Linked DNA regions of Homo sapiens: region 1 is linked to region 2. Evidence: chromatin loops called from intact Hi-C (ENCODE). Cell type or tissue: tibial artery. All regions are shown on one strand. Each heading gives the region's core, and the rest is flanking DNA. Links, peaks and the distances in the headings are about the cores only.

Evidence for each region. Peaks named below come from ENCODE experiments on the same cell type or tissue, not always from the same donor. Only the 100,000 strongest peaks of a DNase experiment are listed, where the experiment ranks them.
Region 1: a loop joins it to region 2, with 14 times the contacts of the local background. A loop is called at or near these places in 4 of 110 quality-filtered maps.

What each region holds. Positions count from the first base shown.
Region 1 is chr7:7,633,192-7,637,592 of GRCh38, forward strand. It overlaps RPA3 (replication protein A3), which reads right to left. Exons shown (of 8, transcript NM_002947.5): 8 at 3,327-3,891. The coding sequence ends at 3,809. Among named protein-coding and RNA genes, the nearest start is that of UMAD1, 5.4 kb to the right of the region's middle. In tibial artery, for the core only: no CTCF peak of the experiment used is centred there; no DNase peak of the experiment used is centred there.
Region 2 is chr7:7,700,294-7,704,694 of GRCh38, forward strand. All of the region lies in intron 2 of RPA3 (replication protein A3), which reads right to left. The region is part of intron 2 of UMAD1 (UBAP1-MVB12-associated (UMA) domain containing 1); the gene reads left to right. Among named protein-coding and RNA genes, the nearest start is that of RPA3, 16 kb to the right of the region's middle. In tibial artery, for the core only: no CTCF peak of the experiment used is centred there; a DNase peak (open chromatin) is centred at 2,658; H3K27ac peaks cover 11 bases.

The DNA of each region.
Region 1 (4,401 bases), core at 94-4,093, 67 kb before region 2:
GCCTCCTTTGTTTACAAATTACCCATTCTCGGGGATCATCTTTATAGTAGTGTGAAAATGGATTAATGTAGACTCCTCTGGCATTCAAGACAACACTGTTATTGAGACTGACTGATGTCTCTCCTCATTTTCAACTAGTCTCTGAATGAGAATACATTCTGAGAAATGAACCATTAGACAAATTCATTATCGTGTGAACCTCACAGAACATACTTACACAAACTTAGATGATATATGCTATTGCTCCTGGGCTCAAACCTGTACAGCATGTTGTTGTACCGAAGACTTTGTGCAGTTTTAAAAGAATGGTCAGTATTTGTATATCTAAACGTAGAAAAGATACAGTAAAAATATGGTATAGCCCAGGCACAGTGGCTCATGCCTGTAATCCTAGCATTTTGGGAGGCCGAGGTGGGCACATTACTTGAGGTCAGGGATTTGATACCAGCCTGGCCAACATGACGAAACCCCATCTCTACTAAAAATTCAAAAATTAGCCAGGCTCAATGGTGGTCGACTGTAATCCCTGCTACTCAGGAGGCTAAGGCAAGAGAATCTCTTAAACCTGGGAGGCAGAGGTTGCAATGAGCCAAGATCATGCCACTGTACTCCAGTCTGGGTGACAGAGCAAGGCTCCATCTCAAAAAAAAAAAAAAAAAAAATTACAGTATAGAAGATTAAAAAATGAGTTCAAGACCAGACCGGGTAACATAGTGAGACCCCATCTCTACCAAAAAATACAAAAATTCACTGGATGTAGTGGTGTGTACCTGTAGTCCTAGCTTCTCAGGAGGCTGAGGTGGGAGACGCACTCCTGTCTGAGCAACAGAGCAAGACCCTGTCTTTAAAAGAAAAAAAAAAAAGATACACCTGTATAGGGCACTTACCATAACTTGTGCTTGCAGACTGAAAGTTGCTTCCAGGTGTCAGTGAGTGAGTGGTGAGTAATGTGAGGGCCTAGGACATTATTGAACCCTACTGTAGACTTTACATACTTAGGCCACACTAAATTTATAAAAATATATTTTTCTTTCTTCAATAATAAATTAACTCTTGCTTATTGTAGCTTTTTTAATTTATGCACTTTTAAATTTGTTTTAACTTTTCTTTTTTGGATGGGGTCTTGCTGTGTTGCGCAGGCTGAAGTACAGCAGCATGATTGTTGCTCACTGCAGCTTCGAGCTCCTGGGCTTGAGCTATCCTGCCACTTCAGCCTCCCAAGTAGCTGGGGCTATAGGCATGCACCACCACACATAGAACACAAAAAAGGTACAGTAGGGCAGGTGCGGTGGCTCATTCCTGTAATCCCAGCACTTTGGGAGGCCAAGACAGGCAGATCACGAGGTCAAGAGATTGAGACCATCCTGCCCAACCAACATGGTGAAACCCTGTCTCTACTAAAAATACAAAAATTAGCGGGGCATAGTGACACACGCCTGTAGTCCCAGCTACTCGGGAGGCTGAGGCAGGAGAATTCCTTGAACCCGGGAGGCAGAGGTTGCAGTTAGCTGAGATCATGCCACTGCACTCCAGCCCAGGTGACAGAGCGAGCCTCCATCTCAAAAAAATAAGTAAATAAATAAAAAAGGTACAGTAAATTTTTTAAAAACATTTCACTCTTTTTGAATAACACTTAGCTTAAAACACGCTGTACAGCTGAACAAAAATATTTTTCTTTGTATTCTTATGAACTTTTTTCTATTTCCAAAATTAAATTTTCTTTTTACATTTTAACTTTTTTGTTAAAAACTAAAACACAAGCACACACACTAGCCTAGGCCTATACAGGATCATCAATATCACTGTCTTCTACCTCCATATCTTGTCCCAGTGGAAGTTCTTCAAGGGCCATAACATGCAGGGAACTGTCATCTCCTATAACAAGGTCTTCTTTGGGAAGACCTCCTGAAGGACTCTCCTGAGGCTGTTTACAGTTACCTTTTTTCCTGTAAGTAGGGGTACAGTTTAAAATAATGATAAATAGTAAACACATAGCCAGTAACATGGTATTTTATTATCAAGTATCATGTACCATACATAATTCTATGTGTCATACTTCTACATGCAGCCTACTGTGCGGCTTGTTTACACCATCATCACCACAAACATGTGAGTAATGCATTGTGCTAAGATGTTACGATGCCTTTGTCTTTAGACAGGAATTTTTCAGTTCCATTATGATCTTATGGGACCACCATCATATATGCAGTCTGTCATTGACCAAAGTCATTATACAGCGTATAAACTGTACAGTTGTCTTCATTTCATGTAACAGAATGCTTTACCGTAAATGGCTATGGCAATGCCCCTCAAGTAATGAGCAGAGTATTTTTGGATGACAGAAGTTGAAATTTAAGATTACACTAATTAAAACTAAGTATTTTTGGTATAATTTACAATAACCTATATGGATTTAGAATTATTTCCTTATTCAAGGGAATGGGTCAAGCCATAAAACTTAACTGGCCACGTAGGTCATCGGTTATTCTATACTACCTTATTCCAAATCTGCCACATCTTCCCTGCTCACCCCCAACATGGTGCTAGAGAGAGATTCCATACTAAAGATTAGACAGGTGAAAAGAATAAAAAGAAAGTCAAATGATTCCACCAACTCTTTCAATGATCATATATTCCTTGTTTGGAATTTAGTAAATGCTATTTTAAAACCCAGGAAGGCTGGGCATGGTTGTTACACACCTGTAATCCCAACACTTTGGGAGGCTAAGGCGGTAGGATTGCTTGAGGCTAGGTGTTTGAGTCCAGCCTGGGAAACACAGTGAGACCCCATCTCTACACGGAAATTTAGGAAAATCTAGCTGGGCGTGGTAGTGCCCACCTGTAGTCTGAGCTACTTGGGAGACTGAGCCCAGAGGTTCAAGGCTGCAGTGAGCTATGATTGCACAACCGTATTCCAGCCTGGGCAATAGAGTGAGATCCTGTCTCTACAAAAACAAAACCAAACCAAGCCAGAAAAAGAGATACTTCACAGATTACAGAAGATGTAAGATTCTGTTTGCCTTTTTTTGAGACAGAGCTTCACTCTTGTTGCCTAGGCTGGAGTGCAATGGTGCAATCTTGGCTCACCGCAACCTCCGCCTCCCAGGTTCAAGTGATTCTCCTGTCTCAGCCTCCTGAGTAGCTGATATTACAGGCGCATGTCACCACGCCCGGCTAATTTTTGTATTTTTAGTAGAGACAGGGTTTCATCATATTGGTGAGGCTGGTCTCGAACTCCTGACCTTAGGTGATCCACCCGCCTCGGCCTCACAAGGTGCTGGGATTACAGGAGTAAGCCAGCGTGGCCAGTCTCTGTTTGCCTTTTTAATGTCATCTACTTCATTTTGTAAGTAGGGTATCAAGGAAATAATTATCAAGGTATAGTTTGGGAAAAGGTGAGCAAATCCTTAACACAGCTGGCCCAAGGTTTTATTTGGTAGGTCTAAATCTTGACCTTATGGCTATGAAATTTCAAGTTTGTGCTTGAATACATGATTAAAAGAATGAAAATGAAATGACCGATAGTACGTACCATTTTAGTTTTTATTAATAAAATAGAAACTTAGACTCGGACAACTGCTTTATTCTTGCATCTAATCTGACCATATATTGGAGTAGCAATTCTTTATAAAAGGACTTCGGTGAGAACTGTCAATATATCAGTTCCATCAAAAACTCTAGGTTGGAATATCTTAAAAACAGCAAATTAAATATGAGAAAGCACAGAAATCTCTCCCTCAAACAAGAAGGGCTTCCTTTAATAGACTTTAATATAGCTCATTTACAATCGTATGAAAATCCATCAAGATCAATCATGTTGCACAATCCCTAAAGGATAAAACTGAGGGAAGTCATGGATAATTTTCACAGCTTCATTGTAAAGTCCAAGATCTGAAAGAAACATTTAAGCAAACATTTAATCTACAATGGAAAGTTGTAACATCAATTATTATCTAAGATATTTTTACCTATTTCCTTTTTCTCACCCTTTTGGAAGTGAGTTTCTAAAAATGGAGATATGGATTATGGATTCTTGTATTTAACTGTGGCACCAAAAAAAAGACATGGGAGTACCATCCATTTTGATGTTCATTATACAGGCAGTTTCTGCCTGGTAGTGTTTTGGGTGTTATGCATTATTCAATTCCTTCAATTCAGATATTACAACAAAAAAACTAATACTATTTTTGTTATATTTAAAAAAATTATCTTTCAACAAACATTAATTAATCTTTACTGAGTTTCTTACATATATAAGCACTACTTAAAAGCAGGCCAAAACAAAATGTACCCCCATTTGCCTTTACGATCACAAAATTCTATAGAAATTGAAAATGTGGCAGTACTAAAACTCTAGACCAATATATATCAAACTAAAAATAAAACTGTTTTCCTGTATGT
Region 2 (4,401 bases), core at 198-4,197:
CTTCACCCTCAATACCAAAGTACCTCCCAAAGGTCTCCTAATACCATCACTATGAGGGGTAGGATTTCATTTCATGAATTTTGAGGGAACACAAATATTCAGTGTAGAGAAAACACCTGAAGTCCAAAAATTTATATTAAGAAAAAGTCAGGCTGGGTGCAGTGGCTCATGCCTGTAATCCCAGTTTGTGGGAGGCCAATGTGGGAAGATCGCTTGAGGCCATAAGTTCTAGACCATACTGGGTAACATAGTGAGACCCCCATCTCTACAAAATAAAAACAACAAACAAACAAACAAACAAAAACACCAAAGGGCCGGGCGCGGTGGCTCACGCCTGTAATCCTAGTACTTTGGGAGGCCTAGGTGAGCAGATCACCCAAGGTCAGGAGTTCAAGACCAGCCTGGCCAACATGGCAAAACCCTGTCTCTACTAAAAATATAAAAATTAGCCAGGCATGGTGGTGGGTGCCTGTAATCAAAGCTACTCGGGAGGCTGAGGCAGTAGAATCACTTGAGCCCAGGAAGTGGAGGTTGCAGTGAGCTGAGAATGTGCCACTGAACTCTGGCCTGGGTAACAAGAGCGAGACTCCATCTTAAAAAAAAACAAAATGCCAGGCATGGTGGTGCATACCTGTAGTCCCACCTACATGGAAGACTGAGGCAAGAGAATTGCTTGAGCCCAGGAGTTTGAGGCTACAGTGAGCTATGATCACGGTACTACACTCCAGCATGGGCAACAGAGGGAGACCTTGTCTCTTAAGAAAAAGAAAAAGTCATACAAGTATAATTCACACTTGGATCTCTATCGCCATTTGGTTAATATTCCAGTTGTGTATTAGACATTTAATAAACATGTTCTGTATTCTTGTAGAGGAAGATGTGTGAGGAGGAATGGAATCTATCATACCTATTTAAGGAATGAACTGTATCATTTCCTCTCTAACTGTGGGGCTTAGAGCCCTAAAACCTCATGTAAAGATAAATTTGTGGCTGAGAAAGTTAAAATTTTAAGGGGAAACTAGGTTAGGGGACCTTAAATTGAAGGTATGTGACAGTTTTTGCATTTGCTAGAAGAAAACAAAGCACACTACAGACAATCTATGTGACATTTTATATATCTTAAATTAGTAATACTGGAACTGTCCTGCTCAACTTCATTTGCCATCCGTTGTTTGCTAGAGACTTTCTCAGTGCTCACTCTTACATGCTTGTAAATCTGTGCTGCTTTGTGAAGATGAGAGATGTATGAAGTAGTATTTTTCTGAACCTTCCCCTCTATTTAAATGCTCTGTGTCTGTGCTTTTCTGATTCAGAGTTGACCTTATGGGTCTTGCTTATAAGGTCCTATATTTCATAGTGAAATATGATTAGGAGGCTGATTAGGATGATTAAGAGAATGACAGGGTATTTACTTATGTTTGCCTCCTATCTGTTTATCAGTTCCCCTTCATTCTATTCAGGTTTCTGCAGCTGTGGGTCCTCCCATGGTTATTTCATGACAAGCCATTTACCCATGTCTCGGATGACTGTCTGCCCTCTGAGGATGCCTGGGTGTATTTGCTTTCTTCAGTCTCCATTTATCTTTCCTAATAATTCACTGCAACCATTTCTGCCATCTCTCTGCCATCAGCTATACCTCCCTTTTCTGTTTCTGACCTCTTTTCTCTTCTTAACGAATTTTCCAAATAAGAGTGGCTCATGATTTGTAAAAAGTAGAACTGAAATTCATATTGAAATTCAGATAGAGAAGGTATACAGAAATATATTCACATATAGTTGAATTTAATGTAAGGGATGTCAAGGTAGGGAAGTGATTACTATGTAGATGTTTTCTATTGTGTTTGTGATTGCAAGGAGGATTTTATATGATAGTCATAGCTTGTCTTTAAAAGTTTGGTATGTGATAATATCAGAACAGTAAAAGGCTATTTCACATTTTAAAACTAAATCTTTATTAAATAATTATTTCACAAGTTAGTAATTATTGATATTCTTCTTCAGGGACTAGAGTTCCTATGCTTCCTAAACTGACTTTTAAGGAAAGATGAGACTATATTCAGTGCAGTTTTAATATGACATATTTTATTATCTCTTATTTTTTAAATTGATATTTTATGAAGGAGTCTATGGACTATAATACGAAAATTCTGGTTGGGGAGGCAGGAAACCTGGCTTTCAAGTACACTCCAATAGCTTTTATATAAAATTCAGGTGTTCTTTTTCTCTAATACTTGAAATAGCTATTTTCATTTTCATGTCATTTTCTGTACTTTTCCTGATACTTTTAAACATTGTTTTATTTTCAAATGAACAGCCCTCAAAGATGAAAATAAAAAGCAAAAGTTTCTTAATGTCTTAAATGCTTTTGTGTATATTAAGTGACTTTCTTTAAATTGAATCTTACTTTTCCACTGACATCTATGATGATTTCTGAAATGTGCTCCGGTGAGTAAAATTTGACAAGCCACTCCATCTGCCAGTGGCCTGGGTTTTTGTTGTTGTTGTTGTTGTTGTTTTTGGTTTGCCTTTTGTAAAAAATGCTTAGAGACAAGTCAACCAGTTTGTTTGCTGATGAACAGTTATTGCTTCACCCACCTGTACAACTTCATTGTCCTAGCTACAGGGGAAAATCATTTATTTTTCACTTGCGTCATTCTCCAGTCCTGTTGTCGTGTAAACTTATCATGTGCTCCTTGAAGCCATGCGAGCAGGCAGAGCAGAATTTCAGGAGAATGCCTTCAGCTAGTCTTCTAGTTAGTACTACACTGAGTTTACTGCCTGCTTTTTAGAACTTCCTTGCCAAACCTTCACTGAATGACTCTTCATATAATTGAATACAGCTGTAGTTTATTTTATTTGCCGAAAATAATTACTGGTGCCCACTAAAATGGTGATTAAAATCCACTTGATGTTTGTACTCTTTTTTGCTGAGATTTTAAAAATGTGCTTACAGTGAGGCTTCTATAATAAAAATAATGTAGTTTCCTGAATTATGGAATTCGTGTGTTCTCATTTAAGGTTGCAGTTTAAATTGATCTTTTATCAAAATTTAGACTGAAGAAGAGATTTTCCATCTAATTTATTTACCTATAGAATTTTTAACTTTTTAGTATGAAGTACCATTTTGTGAGTGCTCTAATTTCTTATTTATTAAATAAAAAGAAAACTAAATTTTATTCATTGTGTGGATATAGCACATACACATAATTTTATAAACATCTTTTTGTAACCTATATTGAATCCCAGAGGTCCTGACTCAGGTTTCAGACAAGCTCAAAATACAGGCACTTACAACACAGGTGCTAACAACAATTTGTCCTAATCAGTTCAGGGCCAAAGTTCAGTTCCTTCTTCTCTGGCCAATAGGATGTTTTAATTATGAAACGCAGACATCTCAGCACTTTGGGAAGCCGAGACTGGCAGATCGCTTGAGCCCAGGAGTTTGAGATCAGCCTGGGCAACGTGGCGAAACCCCGTTTCTACAAATAATGCAAAATTAGCCAGGTAATGTGGTGGCGTGCCCCTGTAGTCCCAGCTATTTGGGAGGCTGAGGTAGGAGGATTGCTTGAGCCTGGGAGGTTGAGGTTGCAGTGAGCCATGACTGTGTCACTGCAGTGAAGCCTGGGCGACAGATAACCTGTCTCTTAACAAAGGAAAGAAAGAAGGAAGGAAGGGAAGGAGGGAAGGGAAGGAAGGAAAGAAAAGAAAAGAAACATAGACATACCTTAGAGCAACAGTTCTCAAGGAGATACTTTGATGGAATCCCAGACATCTTCCTTTTCCAACTAAGTATCTGTGTGTGAGGCTGTGTTTTCTTTATTGTATTTCAACTAAACAACACATCATGATAGTCTGAATGCAGAAGAGAAAGGCCAACTGTTTTCTGTTGAGCTAGAAATTAAGGATATTTGTAAAATTATAAGGCTACTCTTTTTACTACCTTTCTTTTTGTTTTGGAAAATATAGTCATTTTTCATAGAAACATTCATGTAAATATGTAAAACAGTTAACTTAATAAATATATTTAAAATTTGTTTTGAAGTTTTGATTTCTAATATGAAAAATATTAACAGATATAACTGACGTAAGAGTCCTTTGGGTCCTCAGTAATTTTTGAGAGCATAAAGAGGTCTTGGAGATCACAGAGTTTAACAACTGCTGCCATAAAGAATTGCTTCTGGGCCGGGCGCGGTGGCTCATGCCTGTAATCCCAGCACTTTGGGAAGCCGAGGTGGGCGGATCACAAAGTCAGGAGTTCAAGACTAGCCTGGCCAATATGGTGAAACCCTGTCTCTACTAAAATAGAAAAAAAAAAAAAAAAAAAATTAGCTGGGCATGGTCATGCACGTCTGTAGTCCCAGCCATTCAGAAAGCTGAGGGTGAGAATCACTTGAACCCAGG